2 separate regions of the Homo sapiens genome follow, and region 1 is linked to region 2. The links are chromatin contacts, found by Hi-C or POLR2A ChIA-PET in ENCODE. All regions are on one chromosome and are shown on one strand. The core of a region is the stretch at or near the end of the contact, and the rest is flanking DNA. Distances in the headings are between cores, read along the strand shown. Region 1 overlaps VIT (vitrin). Region 2 overlaps FEZ2 (fasciculation and elongation protein zeta 2).

Evidence for each region. A loop is a pair of places that touch in the nucleus more often than their neighbours do. ChIA-PET counts read pairs that join two places held with the same protein, here RNA polymerase II (POLR2A). Pooled maps may share reads with other maps.
Region 1: a pooled map shows a loop between it and region 2 (2.2-fold over the local background). The contact joins two enhancer-like sites. A Hi-C loop is called at or near these places in 1 of 50 pooled maps. POLR2A ChIA-PET finds 5 or more read pairs at or near these places in 4 of 52 experiments (CD4-positive, alpha-beta T cell, IMR-90, MCF 10A and 1 more).

The regions. Positions count from the first base shown.
Region 1 is chr2:36,699,215-36,703,907 of GRCh38, forward strand. The region is part of intron 1 of VIT (vitrin); the gene reads left to right. The region is part of intron 2 of LOC124905990 (a long non-coding RNA gene); the gene reads right to left. Among named protein-coding and RNA genes, the nearest start is that of VIT, 4.9 kb to the left of the region's middle. Within about 2 kb of position 2,422, at least 2 of the 41 ENCODE cell types and tissues checked have a DNase peak (open chromatin) inside an H3K27ac peak, as active enhancers do; they include PC-9, where a contact is called at or near this core.
Region 2 is chr2:36,560,778-36,565,142 of GRCh38, forward strand. The region is part of intron 5 of FEZ2 (fasciculation and elongation protein zeta 2); the gene reads right to left. Among named protein-coding and RNA genes, the nearest start is that of FEZ2, 35 kb to the right of the region's middle. RefSeq lists an enhancer at 301-1,500. Within about 2 kb of position 1,634, at least 15 of the 41 ENCODE cell types and tissues checked have a DNase peak (open chromatin) inside an H3K27ac peak, as active enhancers do; they include PC-9, where a contact is called at or near this core.

The DNA of each region.
Region 1 (4,693 bases), core at 1,172-3,671, 140 kb after region 2:
TTACTCAATGTCTCCATCTCTATTTCATCACATACGAAATGAAGAAGTTACACAAGATAGTCTCTAAGCTTCCCTCTCAATCCTATGGTTCTATGCACTGGGACCTCTCCAGTGTCAAAATGTGGCCAGGAAAATTTCACTGTTGAGACTCTCTGTACATTGCTAAATGAAGAAGTATCGAAATAGTGCTATGAAAATTATGGTATATTTTAAATATGCATGTTTACCTAACCAGAGACTTACATGTATACAAAAATGAAATTTGACATAATTATATTCTTCACAAGACAATTAGAGGGGGTTATATATATATATACACACACATATATATAGATGTCTCCATATTCTTCAGAAGATGATTAGAGGAGATTATAGATATAGATATAGATATAGATATAGATAGATATATAGGTAGATAGATAGATAGATAGATAGATAGATAGATAGATAGATATGCACACACATATACATAGTGTACTGGAGACTGTGGGTCCAAGTTGTATGAAAGACTTTTTTCAGCTTTCTGCTGTATTTCTGTGACTGTCAATATAACCCCATTCGGAAAGAATGTCAAATGCCTTAATTTAAAGCCTTACATGCGAGGTCAAGGCAAAAATGGACCTTCCTGTGCTATGGGTCATGTGGGTGTTAGGCGGAAAGCTGTTACTTTTTCAATGTGTTAACTTTGGCAAGTTACTTAAAGTCTCTTGGCCTCAGTTTTCTCATCTATAAAATGGGTCTATTACTACTGCCTACCCCACAGAGCTGTGGCAAAGAGGTTTGATCAGTGCCAAATGTTAGTTAATTTTTTTTAATTATATGTGACTATAATAAAGAAATCAGATAAGCTGTGAAACATACCATTTGTAATAATCTTCAAACTTTTACACATTAACTCATCGGATACATTTAGCAAATAGATTCATGGAATTATGTGATATTAATATAATCATTAGAAACTAGTTGCCATCTCTTTATCCAGGGAATCTGAGCTAGTCAATCAACAAATAATAAATAAGAGAGGCAACTTCTGTGATGGTCGTAATCTGAGAAACCTCAAAAGGTCTCCCTCTCACTGTCTTAAAATGTATCTCCCTGTGGTTTGCAGAAGACAGTGAAAATCCTGGCCCTCAAACACACATAGCATTTTGCAAGATGTTGGTGGTGATGATGATGATGGTGGCGGTGGTGGTGGCGATGTTATAATGATTAACCATCACCCCAACAACAACAACAATAATAATAGGACAGGTGTGGTGGCTCATACCTGTGAATCCAACACTTTGGGTGGCTGAGGCAGGAGAATTGCCTGAGGCCAGGAGTTTGAGACCAGCCCAGGCAACATAGTGAGACCTTGTCCCTACTAAAAATTAAAAAATTAGCCAGGCATGGCTGTGCTCGCCTGTAGTACCAGCTACTAAAGAGGCTGAGGCAGGAAGATAACTTGAGCCCAGGCATTCGAGGTTGCAATGAGCTATGATCATGCACTCCAGCCTGGGTGACACAGCAAGACCCTATCTCAATTAAATAATAATAATAATAATAATAACTGCTAACACTTCCAGAGCTATTCTTATGTGCCACCCACTGTTCAAGCCCTTTTCATATATCAATTCATTTAACCCTAACAGCAAACATATGAGGTGGGCTTTTACCATCACCATTATACAGATGAAAAAAACGAAGGCACTGATAAGTTGTGTAAGTTGTCCGAAGCCACACAGCTAGTAAGGGATGGAGCTCAGCTTCAAATCCAAGAGGTCTACTTCCAAAGTCATACTCTTAACCTGCCAGGCAACAATTACACATGGTCCTGGTTTTTCTGTGACAGCACCAAATTAGTCTTTGCCATCCCTGAAAACATAATTATCAAGCCAAGTGAAATTTCTTTAAAAAAAAAAATGTACCTCCTTGCAGGTAGAGACACCGTAGTAATAACAGTGGAGAGGCGTGGAGGCAAGGAACTCACAGGGGAAGTTTTGTCAGGAGAAGAGGGCTTTTATTTCTGTCATTCTTGGATAATCTCCTTTTTGGGTGGATGGGGAAAAGCTGACTAGGGGGAGTTAGGTGGTGCGAGTGGAGGGAACACTGAGGAGCCTCCATCATGAAACCCTCTGTGTAGCCAGTCTCCAAAACCTTTCCTTTATCTTCACTGGAAGGTTAACTCAGCAGCTTGTCGCAGAAAGAATCATGCTTCCTTATGACTCAAACTACTTCAGCAAATCACTTTCCCTGATAAGGGTCTCTACATTGACAAGACTCTAGTAAACATTTCTCAAATTCTTTCCTTCAGTTCGAGAAAGGCTAAACTTCTGTGTGGACGTGTGGTAAAATTCATAAAAACTGCCCTTCAGGCTATAGTGAGAAGGCATTCTGTTTCTACATTCTTTCTTCTCTTATTCAAAAAGAAAAAAATATACCTATGCCCTCGGGGGAACCTTACATCTAGTTTCCAAGGGATCAGGTCACTGGCACCTTAATGCTATGTGAATTCCCTTCACCAGGCTTCTTTTTGTTCCAGACAGAGAAAACATGCTTTGGACATAAAGGTGCAAGTTAACTTGCCCAGACTGGCCGTGTTTATACACCATAGTGAGTAAATCTGCACTCCAAAAGGCAAAAAGAATTCAGGGGAAGAGAGATAACATTCAACAACAGCAGGAGCAAATATTTTTTGGGCCACCTCCATGTGCTATTCCCAATCCCATGTTCTTGGGAAGAAGAGTGAACAAAAACATTTCCATTTTCTCAATCTGGGGGCACATAATAAACAAATACAGTAAGAGGCCTGGTGGTGATAATGGGCTGTGAAAAATGTAAGTAGCAAAGTAGGATGCAGAGAGCAGTCAGGGTGATGATTTGCATTGCATGATTTAGTGAATGTTAAACAGAGAGATGAAGGAAGCCAGGAGGCAACCTATGTGGGTCCCTCAGGGAAGAGCATTCCAGGCAGAGGGAAAAGCAAATGAAACAGCCCTGAGTGGAACCATGCTTGGGAGGCCAGTGTGTCTGCAGCAAGCTGAAGGAGCAGGAAAGGGAAGCCCAAGGGTGCGCTTTGGACAAGCAGACACAGAGCGTGCCATCCTCACATGCCTCAATTTCCCCCAGACACCGCCTACCGCTCACTCACACACTAGGGGGCAGTTCTTGCCTCTGCTCTGGATGAAATCTGTCAGGCCAAGCTCAGAGGATTTTTTTTTTTAAAAAAGACCCTGTTCATATTCCACTCCCAAACAATCTTAATTCAGTCATTAACATGTATGTAATACTACGTGATCCTTAAAAACGTAAAGATGATATTCAAGCTTAAAGTCTCATCCTCCACATCCAGGCTTGCTTTCTGCAGTGGAAAGGGGGCATGATTGAATTTTCTTTCTCTGCCTTGCGCCTTTACCTCTCTTCCCCTTGGCCACCAACGGTAGTCTCTTCGTGTCCAGAGTTGAAGTGGGTACAGGGAGGAAAGGTGAGAGGCAGGGACAGGCCTCACTAGTTGGTACTGTTGTGAGCCAGCATCCAGGTTCCCTGAGCTTCACAGGGGTTTACAGCTGCTTCTTGTTCCCATAGGGCATGTCTATGGGTGCTGTGAAGATACCCTCCCCTACTGCGTTGGGGATTCCTCACCTGTAGTTCCCTGGATGTTTTGAAATAAATCCGTTCTGTCTGGGGGTTTACAGTTCCTCCCTCAGCCCTTGGGCAACTGGTAAGCTCTGTCTGGCTGCTTTCTGCCTAGGCTCCTCAGCCCTCCATGCACCTGACTCAGACCAGAGCTAAAACAACCCCAGGCTGACTCTGTCACACAGAGAGTTCTGATTGCCACAAGCTCTTCCCCTCTCCTGTAGAGGACTTAATCATGGGACAGACACCAAGTCCACGGAGGCAGACATCAGCCCCAGAGACACAACTACTCAGCCACTTCAAATTGGGTTACTGGGCATCCAAGCTCTCTTTTCAAAGGAGCTGATTGAGAACCAAGATCTCTGGCTGATGACCTCTCCATGCAAGAGGTTGCAGAAGCTGAGAGAGGGAGTCAGAGATCAGAGAGCAAAAACTTCTTAAAGACAAGTTATAGGCATTTTCCCTCCTCTTTCCCCTACCTAGATGCAGAAGAGGAGCAGGTGGCTCCCCTACCCCCACCCCCCTACACCCAGCCCACTTCAGGCAATAGTGAGAGGAGCTTCAAAGAGACCACTTTGGAACATGGAAGTGGTTGGCACCTATTGTCTTGAGGCCTCAACCAAAACTAAGACCAAAGGATCATCTTATTTTAACATCCCATTACACAGTCAATTACAATACACTCAAATGTTTACTTAGATGGGTGTGTTATGCCTGGTTACACTTAAAAATATGCCTGGTGCATCATTTTACCCTAAATAACGTTTGCGTGTGAGACAGAGTTGTGAGTGAGTTCAGGCTCAAATATGACGCTTGAAAAATCACTTAACCTTGTAACTAAGACCACTTTATTATAGAAGGTATGTACTTTACAGTGTGTGTTTTAACAATTGTCAGCCAAGTATCTCAAAAAGCCTGGGATATTGGCATCAAGGTAAAAACAAAGATAAAATCATCTTGTACAGTGGGAAAATTAGATGTTAAATGGAGTTCAGTGTTTGAGGTTTGGGATAGAATTCTGGTTCTGCTATATATTTATTCTGTAAGCTTGGGCAGGTTTTTTTGTTTGTTTGTTTGG
Region 2 (4,365 bases), core at 384-2,883:
CGAGCACCTGTTTCTCTCCACCTGAATTTCCAAAGGTGTGGCGGAGGCCATTCTGAATGACATTTGAGATCCCTTCCATGCTGAAGCGCTAAAGGCGGCAATATACGGCCCAGAAGAAAAGGACAGAGAAAGAAGTTCAAAGTCTATTAGTAAGAATGTACCATGATGACTTATGTGCCCAAGAGGCAAGCAGTTAGAAAATGCCACTACTCATCCAGATAAAGCACATAAACCCATGCTCTTTTTAAAATGCTGTTGCTTCCATTTCTTTGCAAGTTAAATGCAAAAGCAACTGTTTTTATGCTACTATATTCATGCAGGCATTTTTCTGATGTAGCTAATTGTTCCAATGTAAATGTTGTAAGTTGTACACATATTTGTTCTATACAAAATTTACTGTGTAATTTTTAAGATACTTTTTGATATTATTTACCTACATTTTATCAGAAGTCTGAAAACTTAAGATGAACAGTATGCGTATTTTCAGCCTAAGTTTGTATAATTCTACCATCAGTTTGGAGAACATTAACATAACATTTAGCAAATGAAAATGCTGTTACTTGGAGAGCTGATTATTGCTTCCCACTCACTCTTCGGGCCACCTGCCACTGCCTTGGTGCAGAAATGCGAACTAGAAGATGGCATACGCTTCCTGGAGAGCAGAGTGGATCCCATGTGCCAGCCAGGCCCCCAAAAACTTCTCCAAAGACTTTTCCACTCCGTTTCTAGGAAACAATTCTACTTTCTTTCTCCCAGCAACCTCCAAGACTTCCTAGAATTCTTTGTACTGAAAAGGGAGTATTTTTTTCCTAAACAACTTATCTTGATTTGTAACCAGTCTACAATGTCATCAAGCATAGTAAAAAGCGTCTGGTGGCACCTCTATGGCGGCTGAGTCAAAGGAGTGAGATGGATTCTTACAGCATGACTAATTAAGGGGAAAGGCTTCGTGAAAAGGAAGTGAAGGCCTGACTCACTTGATGGTTCCTTCCCCTGGAATTTTATAGAGGAAATTTAAATCAGTAAACACATTTGAGGAGTCAACATAAAGAATATTTTACCAGGCCCCAAGGGGCAGAAGAAAGGAAACCAAGGGAATGGTCATCAAGAAATACATATAGTTTCATCCAGTGGTTCTCAAAGTGTAGTCCAGGGACCCCCTCCCACCCAACTCCTGCCAAGAGGTCCCTGAAATCCTCTCAGGAGTTCAGGAGTTCAAAAATGTTTTCTTAATACTACTAAAATATAAGTTGTCTTTTTTACTCTCATTCTCTCATGACTTACAGTGAAATATTCCAAATGACAGACTGAATGCAGAAGCACATTTGTGAATCTAGCTGTCTTTAATCAAGCCAGATGTTAATGAGATTGACAAAAATGCACAGCAATGATATTTTTTCATGATTTTGTAAAATATTATTTTTCATAAATATATGCTCTTTATAATGAATTTATTTTTGGTATTTTTCATGAATTTATATTTTTAATTTTATCACTTTTAATTTGTAACATGGCTAATATTAAGTTTCTTGGGGTCCTTGATAAATTTTAAGAGCGTAAAGAAGTCTTGATAACAAAAAGCTAAGAAATGCCAACAGGCTGAATCACTGAGGGAGCTATGTGCTTCTGTATCAGTCATGTAACTCTATGGAGTTACTGAAAATCTGAGTTCCAAATTTTACTACCTTACAGGAGACTGTACAAATATGCCTCTCCTCCTAAACCATCCAACTTCCCTACCTAGCCTTTCCCAGATTTGCAAGCCAGTTTTGCTTCAGCAAGAATCAAATGTCTAGTCAAGATACTTTGCTGACTACTCTTCACTTCACTGAAAGCATAACTATTAGCTTTGATGGAGGAGGCTAGTTATAAAACAAAAACCTACAGAAAACTATTTCTGTAAATTTTTCCAATGCTATCATAATTCATTCATATTTTTTAAGCAGATTATCAAATGAGATAACATCTTAGGCTTCAGAGTATATAATAACAATTATGAGAAACTATTCTCAAATAACCAAGTCAGTTTATTTTTTAAATTATTTTCATAAAATATATTTTCTTTCAAATGTGACAAAGAGAAGAGTACTTGTTTTTAAGTACTTAGTCTATATTACCTGGCTCCATTATCTATGAGCATGTTTAAGCTAGATACAAATTCATAAAATCTAAAGCTAGATAAAAAGTTTCAGAATCCACCTATCAGGAAACTAAGACACACTTTCTATTTGGAAAGCACATTCCAAAAACACTAGCTTTGTTTTCGCAATCAGAAAGCCAATTCCTGTCACTAGAAAAAACAAAAGTTGATGCAGTTTCAATTTCGTAACATGCAGATGTAATTTAGGTTTTCTTTATTAAATGTGTGGTTGCAGACATTACTGAGCCATCTCAACTACTGACAGCCTGACTACTTGTGAAAGATGGCTTTTGTGCCACCAGAATTTTAGGCTTAGGGGAAATTAGTGAAAATGCAACCCCATGGGAAGCCAAGGTAACCTGGAAAAACAAAACTAACAGCTGATGCCAGTGAAAGAAGGTAAAGTAAGGAATGCAGCAGAACCTCTGTCCTTGCTGCTGATGGCTGCTGAGTCAGTGGCTGCAGCTGACAAGACCCTACTGTCCCCAGCTCTTTCACTGGCAATGAACCAGGGAAGCAATGTGCAGCATGTACAGTTCAATCGCCTCTTGATCCATTGGAAAATTACAGAACAAGGAAATCAGAAGGTTCTACAGGAAAAAAAAGAAAAAAAAAAAAAACTAAAATCTACGTCTGAGAACGTGCTCCTATCAAACGCTTCAGTTGCAATCAACTCCTACCTCCCCAGAAGTCAGGCAGCATCAATATTCTCCCTCCACTGCATTTCCAAACTCTCCCTCTCTACTAGCTCCTTCCTGACAGCATCCCGAAATTCTCAAACCCTCAACCTCTTTCCTTTCCCAAGGTTTTCCTGAAACAGCTCTTCCCAACATCATTTATTTGATCTGGAAGACCACGGCCACTTTTCAGATCTCTGAGACATCCAGGAATCCCTCCTCCCTGAACCGCTTCCTTGGATTCAGAGACACCACACTCTCCCAGATTTCCCTCACCCCAACCCTCCTGCTCTCTAGTTGCTTCTTCTAAGAGGGGCCACTTTCTTCACTCATCCCTTAAATGCCAGTGTTCCCTAGGATCTTGTGCCTCTTTCTTGACTCACCTCTCAGATGCTGCTGTGCCTCTGGATTCTGTCCCTATTTAATTATCATGCACCCCCTCTGGGTATTACCAATCAATAGCTTCATCTTCTGCTTCCATAAATTGATAGCTCCACTTTACTAAGATCAGTAAAGTGCTAAGAACAGAGACTGGCACATGGCAAAGCTCAGTACATGTTAGCTATCTTTACTGTAATTTCCCTGAGCTTCACTCTGCATGTTTAATGGCCAATTGGACATCTGTACCTATTGTATGTTTAATGGCCTATTGACAAGCCTATGTTCCTGTCTATATTTAATATCAATATTTCTAAAACTCATATCCAAAACTGAATTCAATGTCCTCTTCCCCACCAAAACACAAACAAAAAAATTTAAAAACCGGTTCCTCCTTCAGCATTTTATTCTCCTCGTTCATTCATTTCCTCTTTCTTTCAAAAAACATCCTGAGCCAGATACCATTCCAGGTATTAGAGATTCAGAGTGAACACATCAGCCAAGGCCCCTCCCACCCTCCTGACCTTACATTCCAGCATAAGGGGGCACAAAAAGCACAACACGTAAATGAAGCGAATGCTGCAGATAACTAACACATGCCCTATCCCTAGCTCCAGCAAGGCGATTAAAAACTGGATGCCTACTTTCTACTCGGACGCCAGAGAAAAGCTGCCTGAGGAGATGACATCTGAGCTGAAATATGACGTATACACCCATCCTAGATGAGCCACAAAGGACAATGGACAAGGGAGATCTTCTCAGAGAACAAAACCAAAAGCAGCCAACCGGGCCAACTCGGGAGTTCACGCCACAGCTAGTGTGCAGGAGGTCTTGCAATTCTCATTCAATGGGATGGAACACAGCATCTATGGAATATGTCCATTCTCTCCTCCTTTTTATAAGATGTTATTGCAGCAACCCTGTCTTCTCTCCCCCGTTGTGTGCCAATGTGTTGCAATGGCTGGCTTAACTTTCAGACCATAGGTTGACGGAAAAGAGAGACATCCCCTCATTTGCTGGACTTGAAGCTAGAAGCAGGTACTGCTGACAAGATTTACATACCTCCCTTTGGGGAAGGGGCACATGTGCTTTATCTATGTTTGCCCTCGTCAACAATCAATGACCTGACCCTAACTCCTCCCTTCTTTGGTGTCCGAAACAATCAACCTC